2 separate regions of the Homo sapiens genome follow, and region 1 is linked to region 2. A link is a loop called in an ENCODE intact Hi-C map of the cell type or tissue named here. Cell type or tissue: heart right ventricle. All regions are shown on one strand.

Region 1 (8,000 bases), 120 kb after region 2:
ACAGCCTCTGCTTGTTACCCAGTTCCAAAGTCATTTCTACATTTTTGGGTATCTTTTCAGCAGCACCCCACTCTACTGGTACCAATTTACTGTGTTAGTTTGTTTTCATGCTGCTGAAAAAAACATACTCCAGACTGGGCAATTTACAAAAGAAAGCAGTTTATTGGACTTACAGTTCCACATGGCTTGGGAGGCCTTACAATCATGGCGGAAGGTGAAAGTTACGTCTCACATGGCAGCAGACAAAAGAAGAGAATTTGCGCAGGGAAACTCCCCTTTTTAAAACCATCAGATCTCATGAGACTTATTCACTCTCATGAGAACAGTACAGGAAAAACCTGCCCCATGATTAAATTATCTCCCACTGGGTCCCTCCCACCACATGTGAGAATTCAAGATGAGATTTGGGTGGGGACACAGCCAAAGCATATCACAGGGATACGATAATGAGATAAAGTAATTCAGAAATTCTCGCCCTCAATCGAGGTTCTGTTCTTTTGTGATAGACAGGGAATTAATAAGTAAAAATTATTATTTTACTTATTTATAACAGTAATAAAAATTATTATTTTATAATTAATAAATTATGTTTAATTAATAAGTAAAAACAAAGCATGATGATCAGCACTAAAGAGAAAAATAATGTAGGAAAGGAGACGAAGTATTGAGGGCAGAAAGCTAGTTGCAATTTTAGACAGGATGTTCTGGGTGTGAACGCATCTTTCTAGTGAGGATCTGAAGGAAGTAAGGGAGCTAGTTGCTCAGATACCTGGAGCAAGAGCAGTGAGGCTCAAGGAAAGGCAGTAGGAGGGGCTGAGGGGAAAGTGTGCCTGGCATGTTCAAGCCTAACAGAGAGGCTGCTGGGGTCGGGCAGGATGAACGATGGGGTAAGGCCCTGTGAGGGCCTTGTGGGGTTTCACTCCCGATGTGGTGAGAAGCCACTGGGAGGTTTTGCCCCCCCAGGCCTGGGCCTTGAATGTGTGGGAAAGGGCTTATTAAAAATTAAATTCAGCCATAAATTATGAAGCAGACTCAAAAGATTGAATTTTATTGAAGGAATGAAACTGGAATTGAGTGAGAAGTAAAATCTGGGTTTCATGGTTTGGGAGTCATCTGTGAGAGGTTGTAGTTAAATTTTGAAGATGGATGCAGAACTCTGAGGAGACGTTTTTGAAGGAAACGAGAGGAGGAACCAAAGTCTGTGCCCTAGCGATGTCCTTCCCTACTTCTGGGCACTGGAGGGAGAGTCCTGTGTCAGCCTTAAAATGGTAATAGTGGTCCACCTCCTTTTTCTTTTTATTTCTTTCTTTTATGGGGGTTGTTTTCTAGGAGATCTCCAGTATTCTGTCTTAGACTTCTTGTAAGGTAAAATTATGGAAGAAGGAAGGAAAAGTAATTGAAAGAATGCATGATGTTGACTTTGTGTTGACCCATCAACTTGTTCTTTTATGGAGGAATGGGATGGGCAGGTGGCTGGCTTCCACCCCACCTCTGGTGATTTAGAATTACAACCAAAAACTGTCACATAAAGGCTCTTAATTTCTATGACATTAGCCCCAAAGAAACCCTCAAAAGTATTGAAGTCTGAGACGTATATTAATTTCAATTTATTCTCCTTTTTGTGTCATCTTTCTTAGTATTAAGCTTAAACATTCTTCAATCACAATTATCAAAAGCATACTTTGTTCATTTTAATTTTTGTTTTATATATAAGAAGATAGAGGTACTTGCAAATCTCAATGTTTTCACAAGTTGAATTGTGTGACTTTCATACCAAGCTTCTGTTGTTTGTTGTTTGTTTTTTAAAAATAAAACATTATGTTATAGTCGGGACCAAAAACAAAATTTCACAGGCTATTTCTTCTGCCAAAGAAACATTGCCCTCTCTTGGTTTAAGATGTCAAAACACTTAGCAGTGTTTTCTGCCTAATTTTGGAGTGTTGCTTTCTGATTATGAATTGGAGCAGTTTGCCTTGAAATTGCATAGATATGCATTTTGCCCATAAGTGAATGTATACAGCTGATTTCTCGTGTGACTTTCAAATGGAAGTCAGAGTTAAAATGGAAAATTGCTGTAGGAAGCTGGCACGTTTTTAAACTCCTGAGTGCTTTTGGGGGGAATAGAACCTCTTTCCATTCCTGGTTGCATGGAAAATATTAAACCCCTTTTAAGTAAGCAGGAGATGAGATGAGTATTATGGATTTTCATCTTTTTCTCCTGAGTTCTTGGATTCAAATCCTATTCCTGTTGCAGTGTTATTCTGCATTAAAGATCTTGACTGCTGAGATTGAACCATTATTTTCATACTTATTTTTCCTTAAACTTGTTTGGTGCTATGAGAATATTCAATATATAGCTTTTTGTTGCAGAGATTTTAGCAGCATTAGTTCATCTTGACTGATGCCCTTGACTTCAGAGTATAAATAGAAAAATAGAGATAGGTGACAAGGATTGATTAGCTATCCTCATTCTAAGTGAAACAGTAAACCTAGCTAGATAAATCACAGCTCAAAAGCCTGGAGAATGCATGGTAAAAGAAAGAAAGGTAGTGCGTATGTGTGTGTATGTGCTTAATAGTGAAGTTTTCTAAAAGAGGTACAAGCACAGAAATTCTATATGGTCTGTTCTACTGTCTTTCCGTTTTTATTTTCAAAAACTTAAGGGTTTAAATAACATATGGAATTATTATTTGCTTTTTCTTTTATTTAAAGAAATTTTTTAAGTAAAAGAAAACTGAGACCAATGTCATTGCCTTTTTAAGTCAGATATATGTGTGTGTATACATCTGTGTGTGTGAGAGAGAGTGTGTGTGTGAGAGAGTGTGTGTATGTGTATATATATATATATGCACATATATGCATATACACATACATATGATTACTTTGTTATTAGACTTTAACTGTAGGGTTGGAAGGGCTCAGGGGAGATCGCCTGATTTTTTTCTCTGGCACTTTTAAGCTATTTAAGCATTTTAATAGTGTTTACTCTGTGCCAGGCAGTATTCTAAGCACTTGATATATATGAACTCATTTAACTCTGACATTCAGCCAAAGAGATACATCTATTATTATCCCCACAAACCGTACAAGGAAACTGAAGTTCACAGAAGTTCAGCAGCTCACCTCATGAGAAATGAAGCTGGGATTTTAACCCAGGCATCAAGGCTGTGTCTTCAGCCCTTATATTAGCACCTGCCTCTCTCCCTCTCCTCCTCTTCTTTCTAGATTTTTCAGTTCGAAGGGCCAGTTTTCACTCTGACTTCCCTTTACCTGATGTGGTTTCTTCAGCCTATAGTTTGAGCCTTTTTCAGTTTGTTTTCCTTTATTCTTTTCTTGAGCCTGGTGAAGAACAACCCTTCTCCATGTCTCCATCCGTCACCGCTGCTCCATTCTTTCACCCTCCTCCTCCTCGGTGATATTCTCCAGCCTTCAAACCATTTCTGAATTCTTAAGTTACATTACATCAGGATTAGAAGCTGCTGTTATAACGACGGCTTGTCCAGTTCTGAGTAAGATAGTATTAATAGCACAATTACCTCATAGTTTCTACATATATATACTCTATTCCTGTTTGCCACATCTTTTTTCTCCTGTATTTGCAAAAATACATTCTTCTTGCGTTAACAGTTTGCTATTATGATGCCATGCATGTAATCATGAGTATTTCTCAGCTTTTCTAAGACCTTTGAATTTTAACAATAATTCGCAAACACGCTTGCCTTTCTGTGGACATTTTATGGGATTTATTCAGGTTATTTATGAAAGTTTATAACTGTGTCCTATGATCTCCTGGCTCTTGAGACACACTGCTGTTAATATGTCAAATATGTAAATTTCCATTTAGTGTGGAACTGTCAAAGACAGTTGTATGATTCAGTTTGATAAATGGGTACTTTGGGCCAGCTGTCAGGGTATTATCTTCCTGACTGAATCCAAGGGAAGAGAATAAAGAATGGAATACCATCCTGCACCCAGCACTCTTCACCCATATCCCCCACACTCCCTCTCTACTTGGTTTCATCTAGCAGAGCCTCCATTCTCTTACTGAAGATGAAATCATGCTGATGAGTTCTGTCCTTCCTAAGCCAAAGATAATTATGACCTGATTATCTGGTACCACACAATATTAAGTTTGCAAAAGTGAGTTTACCCTGATTGCTGCTGCATTGTATTAAGTAAACAGCAATTCCACCAGATTGTAATTTGTAAATTCAGCTTTTTTCCCCTCTATCCTTGACCTTCTACAATAATGTTTAATATTTAGTCTGAGGTGACTGGGGTGGGTGATGAACAGTCTGCCTTGTATGTTTTTCTTGACTATGCTGCTAGGTTTTATTATTATTATTATTATTATTATTATTATTATTATTATTATTATTATAGGTGTTGCTAGGTTAGAATTGTTTCCGCCTATACTGGGGACTTTGCTGCTGTAGGATCTTGGATAGTTCACCTGTTCCTTTCTTTGAAAGTTTTGCATGATTGCTGAAATTCAGTCTATAATATGTCCATTAGTGCAATCAGATTCACTTTTAACTGGCATATTTATGCCCTTATAACTTTCTACCCAGACGGTGAGAACTTTGGCCAGTGGATTGGCGGTGAAGGGAGTGTTTTTCCTTCCAGCTGGGGAGCTTACGTGTTCCTGAGCATCCTATTCTTGCCTCTGTTTTATCATGATAGTATTGTAATTTAGCTCTTTCCCTATATGTTTCCCCCACCTCAGTGAAATTCTCAAAGACTGTGAGTGCACAGTTCAGGGCCTGGCTTCGTGATGTTCTATAGGGCTAATCTTACACTTTCCTTTCTTTATTCCAAACTTAATTTAAGATGGGGCTATTAGTAGTAATCCAAGGAACCTCTTAGTTTTGAAAGGATTTTAGTAATTGTCCAAGGGGCTTACACTCCATACATGTATATGTTTGAAAAAAAATTACTTTTTAGCAGTGGACTTGGAACCAAACTTTTTGGAACACAACTATTTTTATCCCAGTTTTACACTTCTGTCCAGGTACATGGTAGAGATGCCATAGATATAGAGTTATATTGAATTCCTTTATAATAATAATGCAGGGGGAAAGGATCATCTGGTGAATGGAAAAGGAACCCTGGTAGAGGAAGGGGATGGGGCAGGGATTATTGCAATGACTGCCTACGGATGAGGGAAAAGTTGAGATTGGGGTATGCATGTCATCAGAGGACCACACCATACAAATTTGAGTGGTCACAGGCATTCTAGGAGTTAGAGACGGAGATGTTAGCAGAGGTGTGAATAGAGGTAGGGTCTATCGTGATAGTAGATGGAGTCCTGAGAATGGAAGTTTTATATGGGATGACAAGAAAAGACACAGTGTGGGGAGAAGCTATAGAACGCAGGAGATGATGGCCAACCTGAAAAGAGGACAATGGTGGTTGTTGGCCATCATAACAATGGAGAAAGGGCAAGAAGAGAGGCAGGGAATCCCTTAAGCAGCAAGGGATTGCTGCAGGGATGGGGAAAGGGAGTTTTCTGGGACCCTGATGACTTTGGCAGCAGCCAGTAGTGTTGGGGCTGTTCTGTGAATTGTATATGGTCAACCAGTGATTGATGCTTAAATTGTATGTAGTCACGGGGAGCTTGTGACTGGCCAAAGAATGGAGTAACACGTTTGGCTTAGCCTGCCAAGAATGAGATCATATTTGACCATAATGCTGAACAAACAGGATTCAAAGGGTAGATCAGAATTTTAATTTACTCTGTTCTCTCCCTCGGTGCCTATTCAAACCATTTTGTGGAGCTGAGTTTTCTGTTCCTGGATGAAATCTTAGACAAACTTGTTTGCTTCACTAACTTCTCTCAGATTAAAAGCAAAAAATAGTTCAAAACTTGTATTCATAAACACACAGTCTTGGTTCATTAATTGTTATGTCTGGTCTAGTCCAGGACAGTTAATTCAAAGGTAAGGCTTCTCCCTCCTGTCCAGCTTCTGCTTGCTGTAGGTGTGGAGCCTGCAGTGGGAAGGAGTGTTGTGGTATGCCTCTTCTCCCTTGTTGTCTGCCAGACATGTCTGCTCTTCCTCCCCTGCTCACCAGGCGACTCTGGATTCTTCAGAGTAGACTGGGTGGGGAGGGAGGATAAAGGGCAGAAAGGTCTTACAGAACCGAACATCGGTTTGCCGCTGGTTTCTTCTGGCTGTGGCTGATGGTGAACCTGACTAGTTCTTTTGTGGACCCTTTTATAAATTCTTTGGAGAGTCCCTTCCTTCTCTATTTCTGTGCTTCTCTAGTCTGTTTTCCTTGACGTGGGAGGAGGGAGGAGATACACCTCCTCTTTCATTCCAGTGGTATGCTGCTGAGGTCTCCTTATGGATCCAGGCAGCCTTAATTCAGATGCAGATCATGTTGACTTTGTAGTACTTATGGAATATTTAGGAGAAAATACCCTTCTAGAGTCAGAGAGAAGCCAGAGGTGGAAGTGTAGATGTGGGGGTAACTGCTTTGCAGATGATGGTTAAAAGTCAGGAGATTGAGCAAGGTTGCCCAGGAAGACAGGAGGAAAAAGATCTCAAAAAGACACTTGCATTTAAGAGGCCTAGAAGGAAATGGAGCTGGCAAAGAAGGTGGAAGCATCATTCAGAGTACTGGCTTTAGAAAAGGGCAGGCTGGATGGGAGCCAGCCCAGAATAATGCCTATTAGTATGTCTGTTCTTTACCTGGAAAGGGGAACTTAAAACACATATGTTTTTATTTAAATTGTGTAAAGACTCTACACTGTTTTCTTCCTGTTTTAAAAATTGATGTTAATTTTAGTTTTAAATTTCTAATTCTTTGAAGACAAAAATGTTAACTTTTTTTCCAGTTGTATATGAACACAGATCAAGATTAGAGAAATCCTTGCAAAAAGAAAGACTTGAACATAAAAAAGCAAAGGAAGGTAAGTAAATACATAATTTGTGTTCTGTGTTTTTCCAGTACTCTTCTTTGACGTATCATATACTTGGTTTACAATTTTTTTTTGGCTAAGATCGTTCTCAAATCAACCCAAAGTCAGATAGGTGGACAGAGAAAGACATGTCAAGTAATATATTATGCATTGTGCAATAATCCCTATACAAGATTGGATTTAGAATACTGTATTCAGTTTATGCCACCTTGTGATAGCTCATATATTGGTTACACTTATTATTTCAGGAATAACATATAATTTTTCATCTGCATATTAAACGGGTATATTACTTACACCTGGAACTTCTGTCCACAGATATTGAGGGGGCTGGGGTTGGGGGGGAAGTAACAGGATGCATTGTCCAGAATATGACAAATTTTATACACATACATATATATTTATACCGTAATGAATTGATCCCATTGTCCATTATATTTTAAGTTATGCACCTGTTTTTACCTTGTGAAAGTTTTTATTGACACATCAGTTGATTCAGTTTGAAAGTTTACATTTAGGACAGCCACTGGGCAATGCTGTCAATTTTTATCAGAATTTTTCCATAAAACACAGGCCTTATACAGCTGATGATTTGAAGTTATCTGCATTCTGATATTTATTTATTCATGTTTTATGATAAATCTTGAAATTTAAATTACGTGTTCTGTCTGCCTACCTTGGTAGGAAGGAAGAGGATAGCAGAGGAGGGGCAGTATTGGTTAGGATGTTTTACTGACCCTTGGATTGAGCCTGTGTGAAGAATAGAAGTTCAGCATCATTAAATGCTTTGATAAGATTTGGAGTCTCCTTGCCTTCAAATGCAGAGTGATTTTATAGAGCCATCTAGTGGATAATAAGGTTTTCAAAGCATTAAAGATGGCTTGGCTGGCTTGATTTCTGTTTTCAGGAACTGAATGATTTTAGTGTGCCATCTAGTGGATAGCAATAAATCACCTTTGTCTTCAGATGTGCTCCATTTTTTCCCTCCTAAATTTCAAGGAGAGTTAATCAGAGATATTCTAAAAGCACTTTTAATCAATTGGCTATAATTTGGATTTTGTGGATGCAAGATTTACAG
Region 2 (8,000 bases):
GGGTATTTGAATCATCGGGTTGAATCCCTCATGAATAGCTTGGGTCACTGCCTTTGTGAACTCACTCTGAGTTCACAGGAAATCTGGTTATTTAAGAGTGTGGCACCTCCCCTACCCCACCATGCTCTGGTTTTCCACATGTGATATGTGAGTTCCCACTTTGTCTTCTTCCATTAGTAAAAGCTTCCTGAGGCCTCACCAGAAGCCATGTTTCCCGTACAGCCTGCAGCACCATGAGCCAATTAAACCTCATTTGTCTACAAATTATCTAGTCTCAGGTATTTCTTTACAGCAATGCAAAAACAGCCTAATATGTATAGATATGTACTTAAAACATGCACATAGTCTATATACTAAAAAATTACAAAATACTGATGAAAGAAATCAAAGAATTAAATAAATAGAAGAACACTGTTTTCATGACTTTGACGATTCAATACAGTATAGTATAGAAGTCCCTTCTCAAATTTGTCTATAGATTTAATGAAATTTCTGTCAAAATCCTAGCACATTTACAGAAGGTAGTCCAGGTAGGACCATTCGGTCTCTACACTAAAAGCTTATAAAAGACTGATAAAAGCTTATTTTAAAATTTATATGAAAAGGCACAACCTTAGAATTGATAACACAATCTTGACAAAGAATAAAATAAGAAGAATCATACTATCAAATATTAAGGTATACCATATAACTATAGTACTCAATACAATGCAATATTGGTGGAGGAAAAGACACATAGATCAATAAAATGCTATATGAGAATCCAGAAATGTACCCATACATATATGATTAACTAACTGATTTTTGACAAAGGGGCAGAAGCAATTAAATCTTGAAAGCATAGCCTTTTCACCAAATAGTGCTTGAGCAACTGAACATCCATAGGGGAAAAAGTCAATCTCAAACAGTCTCACAGCTCATATAAAAACTAACTCACAATGGTGCATCGATTTAAATGTAAAACATAAAACTATAATTTAAAAATATATTACGTACGTTAATATAATAGAAACTATGTTTTACAAAATAAACAGAAGAAAATCTTTGGGATCTAGCACTAGCAAAGAGTTCTTAAACTTGACAACAAAGGAATGAATCCCAAAAGGAAAAATCCGTAAGTTGGACTTCAAGAAAATTTAAAATTTTTGCTCTGGAAAAAAACTATGTGAAGAGAATGAAAAGACAATCTACAACGCAAGAAAAAAGCATCTGCAAATCATATAGGCTAGAAAGGGCTAGTATCTCATATATGTGTGTGTGTGTATATATGTATATGTGTGTGTATATATATACATATATATACATATATATGTGTGTGTATATATAATACATATATATACATATATGTGTATGTGTGTATATATATATATATAACTCAATGGTAAACCACTAATCCAATTAGAAATGAACAAATGACATGATCAGACATTTACTAAAGACAATATACAGATGACAAATACAAACATGAAAAGATGTTCAACATCATTAGCCATCAGGAAACTAAACATTAAAACCACAAACCACAGTGCAATATCACTACACGTCTATGAGAATGGCTAAAATACAACATAGTGACAACACTAAATGCAGCAAGAATGCAGAGAAACCGTTATCACTCATGCATTGCGGGTGGGAATATAAAATGGTGCAACCATTCTGAAAGGTAATTTGGCTGTTTCTTATAAAACTAAACATATAATTACAGAAATTGCACTCTAGGGCATTTATTCCAGAGAAATAAAAACTTATGTTCATACAAAAACCTGTACAATATTTGTATGAATGTTCACAGCAGCTATATTCCTAACAGCCAAAAACTGGAAGCAACCCAGGTGTCCTTCAATGGGTGAATGGTTAAACGAACTGTGGTACATATATCACAGAATACTACTCATCAATAAAAGGGAAGGAACTGTAGTTAGATAATGTTTAGATAATTATGCTGAGTTCATCTCAAAAGACTACATATTATATAATTCTATCTATATGCCATTTTTAAATGACAAATTTTAAGTGGTTTTCATGTGTTAGGTGTCAGACAGAGGGAGTCAAATGTAGGTGGTTATAAAAGCGCAATACTAGGAATCCTAGTGGTGATGAAAGTGCTCTGTATCTTGACTCTGGTGGGGGATACCTGAGGCTACCTGAATCTCCACATGTATTATAATGTTATAGAACTAAATACACACACACACTAATGAGCACAAGTTTTTTTAAAGAGAAAAAAAGATGAGCTTTTAAAATTTTTGGAATAAATTCATCTTTTCATAAGTTTTTGTTGTTGTTGTTGTTGTTGTTGTTTCAGATGGAGTCTCGCTGTGTCGCCCAGGCTGGAGTGCAGTGGCACGATCTCAGCTCACTGCAACCTCCGCGTCCCGGGTTCAAGAGACTCTCCAGCCTCAGCCTCCCGAGTAGCTGGGCTTACAGGCGCGCGCCACCACACCCGGATAATTTCTTGTATTTTTAGTAGAGACAGAGTTTCGCTATGTTGGCCAGGCTAACTTTCAACGCCTAGCCTAGAGTGCTCCACCGGCCTTGGACTCCCAAAGTTCTGGGACTACAGACATGAGCCACCGCGCCCAGCCACCTTTTCATAGGTTTAAGAGAGAAGGTAATTGTGCAAAATATGGAAAAGCAAGTCACAGAATGTGAGAAAATATTTACAAAACTCAGAACATTGCTGAGCTCTTCCCCTTCCACTAATCAATCCTTCTTCTTTCCACCAACGATACTTCCTGGTCTTGTAAATTCCAAGATTCTCTGCTGTGCTGCACTCATTTGGTATTTAATGTACACTACTCGTTTGTGATCCATTCGTGCACATGTGTATGGCACATCTCCCCAGTGAGGCTGCACGCCTAATATGCCCCATAATGCCTACTAGAGTGAATTCATCTGTTTAATGTTCAAGGTAAAATCTGGTTATTCTAAACCAAGGAAATTTTTTCTTTTTTCCATATTTATTTATCTTCCCTCTATTTCTTTTTTTAAGATAGACAATTCTTTCAAAATTGTATATTTACAGAAGAACTGAGATAATCGTACAGATAGTTTTCATATCCCCACCACCCAGTTTCTTCTGTTATTAACAGCTTACATTAGTATGGTACACTTGTTACAATTGATGAACCAATATTGATACATTATTATTAACTAAGAGTCCATTGTTTTTTCAGAGTTCTTTATTTTTTACTTACCATCTTTCCCTGTACATGGGTCCTATGCAGTATATCACATTACATTTACCAGTTATGTCTTTTTAGTTTCTTCTTTGCTGTGACAATTTTTTAGACTTTCCCAATAAAACCTTTTTAGAAACTTTAAGATTTTTTTCTTGAGAATTATCTGGGATAGGTACTTTCTTAAACCTTTTATCTTTGCTGACGGTATCATAATTCTAATGAGGTTAAAAAATGAAGTAAGAAACTCACATGGCTCATCAGACTGTGTCTTTTCACCCTACATAGTCATTCTCTAAAATACCTAAGGGAAAGAAGCTGGTGAATAGAAATCTATTTCCAGACATACTTTTAAGGACACTGACTTAATCATTCCTCCCACTCTCCATTTCTACATTTAGGGTCACCACATTTGGTTGGGCAGATTGTTCACGGCACCAAGGCACTCAGCCAAAGGGTGGGATAAAATCCACACCACACTCTACTCCCCAAGCTATATACCCATGGATTGTCTCTCCTGTAGGAACTGCTTATGACTAATTTACACAGAGGTGCCATTTGAGCTGGGGAGGTTGGGGTTTCTAAATATAGATAATTCTACTGCCCATTTGTCTTTTAAATTTATAATTCTTCTCTGATGCTCAAGTTAATATCATTTTATCCCTTACCTGAACCATTGCAATTACCTTCTCATTGCAATGAATACATACAAAACACTTTAGCATAACATAAAACATCTTCAGCTATCTGTCCTCAGCTTACCTTATTGGCTTCATCTACCTTTGCTATCCAGCATACAGCCTATTATCTAGCTACATGGGGCTATCTGAACATAAGCTCTTTTGTGCCTGTAGAAAATGGGGCAAAAGAAGCCCAAAACAGATCTCGAGAATTCGAGGTCAGAGAACTGTGACCCAGTTCCTAGATGAAGCCAAGGGAAGCATCAAGACTCTAACATAAAAATGGATGTTCAGTGTGTCTAAGCAGATGGGGCAGTATACAGCCATACAAAAACAGCAGAATGTTTGAGAAGGTATTGGAAATATCTAAGAGAGAGGCAGACTCAAAAGAACCCTTTGCTTAGAAACAAGAGCTGATTCAGCAGTGACCTGTGGGGGCCAATGTTCAAAGAAGAAAAAAATCTCAGCTGAAGACAATAACGCAGAGGGCTAGATGAACCCTTCCTTCTGCAGATTCCTCACCACAACTAAACCCTGTAACTCAGACCTACCCAGGTCAGGGGGAAAAGAGGTACTAAAGTGACTGAGATTGAGTTTTTGCCACCAAATGAAATGGAGGTCTGAGTTCATAAACCCAACTACAAACAATTACTAAATATTTCCCAGTATTTATTAATGTGTCTGATACATAGGATGCTCTCAAAGAATGTTTATTGAAAGAATGAACAAAACTCCTAATAATTATTTTAGGCCATCTCCAAGTCCTAAAATCCTGTCGTTTCCCACTAGGTGGCGACCATTAGCTGGAGTTCTTTACTTCCTGTGTCGTTACAGGATGATTTTCCCCAGTGACCCATGGATTCTAGTTTGTAGTTGGCAGAGGTCTTTCAGACAATTTTATTGGAATCTTTTTGATTTCTTCATATGTGAAACTGGGATTTTTGTCTCTAATCTTTCCCAGGCTGCCTCTGTAACTGCTGGGGAAGAAAGACGGAAGAATTGCTGCAGTTCATTTAAATACCAGAGCAACCACAGTAAACACGTCCCTTTCCCTCTCTTAAAAATGTTCTTTGGACATAGCCTGTGCAGGATTTTTCTCCCCTCTGCAAACATTTCTCAGGTCTGTCTCTCCTCCATGTTCCCCACCCCTGTTTAACTATGAGAAGTATTACTCCTTTTTAATTTATTTTTAAAAATTTCTAATTGCCTGAACATAAGAAAACAACTAGAAAAACTTACTTAGAAAACAAGCTTCTCAAGATGTAATTTAAAAATTAGAACATTGTCATATACTCACCCTCTCAAAAACAAAATTTACAGAAAATCTCAGTTACTTGAAAGTGAATAGTGAAGGGACTAGAAAAATTAGTAAAAACTACTGTAAAGGAGGGAGTAAAAAAAAAGTTTAAACGTGTTTCATTCTGACCTGAGACCTGAGAAAACATGTAGAGGACACCACTGAATCACCTCAATGAGCTTTGTGGAATTTTGTTTTTTCTGGGGTTTCTAGTCCTCATTCTAGTGTACACACTCTGCTGAGGCATCATCTCGGGCAGTTTTTGTCACGCGCCAATCCCAATACTGGAAGGCTTTTTCCTGCTGATTTCCCAGCCTATCTCTTCAGGAGGCTCTGGCCTCACTCACTCCTCAGGTGTGGCTTTGTGGACCCAGTGACTTGCTATAAATTTCCATCTGGATGTCTCCCAGAAAACCCAGATTCAAGAGGTCCAAAGCCTGATTTCACCACCACCCCCTGTAGGTCCCTTATCTGAAACAATGATATCACCATCCACTCAGGACAGAAACCTGGGAATTCCCCCAAAATCTTCCTTTTTCCTCACCCCAAACCGAATCCATCACCCAGTCCTGTCATTTGTATCTCTTGTCTCTATCCTTTCTGCTGTATTCCTAATGCAGGTTGAGTATCACTTATTCAAAATGCTTGGGACTAGACGTGTTTAAAATTTGGGATTTTTTCAGATTTTGGAATGTTTGCATATACATGATGGAATACCTTGGGGATGGAATTCAAGTCTAAACATGAAATTCACCTGCATTTTGTATACACCTTATACACATAACCTGAAAGTAATTTCATACAATATTTTTATTAATTGTGGGGCTTTATGGAGAACCTGCCTTTGGCACATTGGGCCTTCACATGTGACATTTTATTACCCTCTGTGGACTTGTTGTGGGGGGTACTCAGGGCACGGTGGAAAGGATATATCACAGCTGTATGTGGTGCACCTGCATTTTGACCACAACCTGTTACATGAGATCAAGTGTAAAATGTTTCACTTGTGTCATATTGGCACTCAAAACATTTCAAATTTTGGAGCATTTCAGATTTTGGGTTTTCAGATTAGGGTTGTGCAACCTGTATCCCTCTCTTGGTTTAAGACCTAATCAGCTCTCACTTGAATTGCTTCAGGATCTTAACAAATTTAATCGCCTCACCACCCTCCAAGTCATCACCTCATGGTCCCCAGATTGGTCTTTCCAGAACACAAATGTGATCAGGCATCTAATTCCTCTGCTTAAAACTCTATTCTATCTCTAGAATAAAAGTCCACACTCTTCCAGAAAACCCCGAGTCAGCCCCTGAGTACTTCTCTATCATCCACCACTGCTACTGACCTGAACCCTGCATTCCACCCGTCAAAACTACTTACATCCACAAAGGGGCCCTACCCTTGTGTGTCCCTATGCCTTTATTAACGCTCATGTTGCACCCTTTCTCTGGAATATCCTTCTGTCTCCCTCTTCTCCCATATTTATCTAGAAATCTACAAAACTTCTGCTTATTTTTCAGGACCCAGATCATCCCCCAAATTAATCATTCCTTCCTCCTGGTATATTATATGTAAATCTACTATAATGGCATTATAGTTTAATGCCAGTACTGTTAGCTTTCTAACAGCAGGGACTACTCCTTATCTTTGCATTCTTTAGTGCCAGGCATTCTCCCTAGCCCTGGGACTCAGTGCTCAGAATATCTCAAACAATGAATGAATGAAGAGGCAGAATATTGATTATCAAAATTTACTGATTATTTAATGAGACAAGCACTGTGCTAAAAACTTTATAAACATTATTTCATTTAATTCTTTCAGCAGTCCAATGAGGTAAGTTCTATCATTATTCTATTTTGCAGATGATATGTTTTAAGAAGTTACCAAATATATGCAAAATCACTATATGCAAATTAGGGGCTGAGATTCGTCACCTAGTTTGCCTGACCAGAGTTCAATTTCTTAAACTCAAATATCTATACTGCTTCTTCAAAGACTGAACACAATGAAATACTGCTCTAACTTTCAAAAAAAATTGTTTTAAAGAACATCATGACTTCTACAAACTTACTGGTTGTGAGTTTGATGCTGATTCCAGGACGAAAAAGTAAGAGCGAACCTCAGACATGGTTTATGAGTACTTAGTAAGAGAAGTCAAGTACCACTGGGCATTACTAGGATGCAAAATGGTTTGTTTATCTAAGAACAGTTTCCTTCCCTTCTGAGAGGCAGGATGACTTGACTATAAAACCAGGGAAATAAAATAGCTGAGTACAGGTGTGTGATTCTCTAATATCCTTCTTAGCCCTGCCCAACTGTGTATTAGTCATGCCATTTTGGGTGTTGACCCCAGCTTCAGAGCTGAGGTCTAAATCAGTGTTTCTCCAAGCACAAGTATGTAGGACTACCATCTGTACTGCTTGATAACAATTGATTTCCAATCTTCATGCCCAGAGAGTCTGAATCCATAGATCTGGAGGTCCGGGAATCTGCCCCCAGTTGCCTCTGATACAGACAGACTAGAAACATGTGTCCAAACCAATCGCAAGTACCCATCCCTTTGCCAGGAATCTTGGTTTAAGCCAACTAGTTCAGGTGTTTTCCTGGTAATGATTACTGGTCTAGGTATAGTTGCTTGGGTGACCAACCATCTGGGTTTGCCCAGGACTTTCTTGGTTTTAGTGCTGAACGTCCCACATCCCAAGAAATCTCTCACTCCTAAGCAAATCAGGATGGTCCACTCTAGGAGGATGTCCTAATAAGGTTGAAAGAATAGTCTTTCATTTACACTTTCTCTCATTGTCACCCTCCCTCTGGACAAAAACAAGAAACCATGTTATCCTCCC

The links. Peaks named below come from ENCODE experiments on the same cell type or tissue, not always from the same donor. Only the 100,000 strongest peaks of a DNase experiment are listed, where the experiment ranks them.
Region 1: it touches region 2 in a loop (8-fold over the local background); 106 of 110 quality-filtered maps call a loop at or near these places.

The regions. Positions count from the first base shown.
Region 1 is chr3:168,047,204-168,055,203 of GRCh38, reverse strand. GOLIM4 (golgi integral membrane protein 4) reads left to right here. Exons shown (of 16, transcript NM_014498.5): 2 at 6,839-6,913. Among named protein-coding and RNA genes, the nearest start is that of GOLIM4, 45 kb to the left of the region's middle. In heart right ventricle, CTCF peaks have their summits at 1,880 and 7,806 (motif pointing left); no DNase peak of the experiment used is centred here; H3K4me3 peaks cover 1,934 bases; H3K27ac peaks cover 5,711 bases.
Region 2 is chr3:168,162,491-168,170,490 of GRCh38, reverse strand. No RefSeq gene overlaps it. Among named protein-coding and RNA genes, the nearest start is that of GOLIM4, 71 kb to the right of the region's middle. In heart right ventricle, a CTCF peak has its summit at 4,636 (motif pointing right); a DNase peak (open chromatin) is centred at 4,657; H3K4me3 peaks cover 389 bases; H3K27ac peaks cover 290 bases.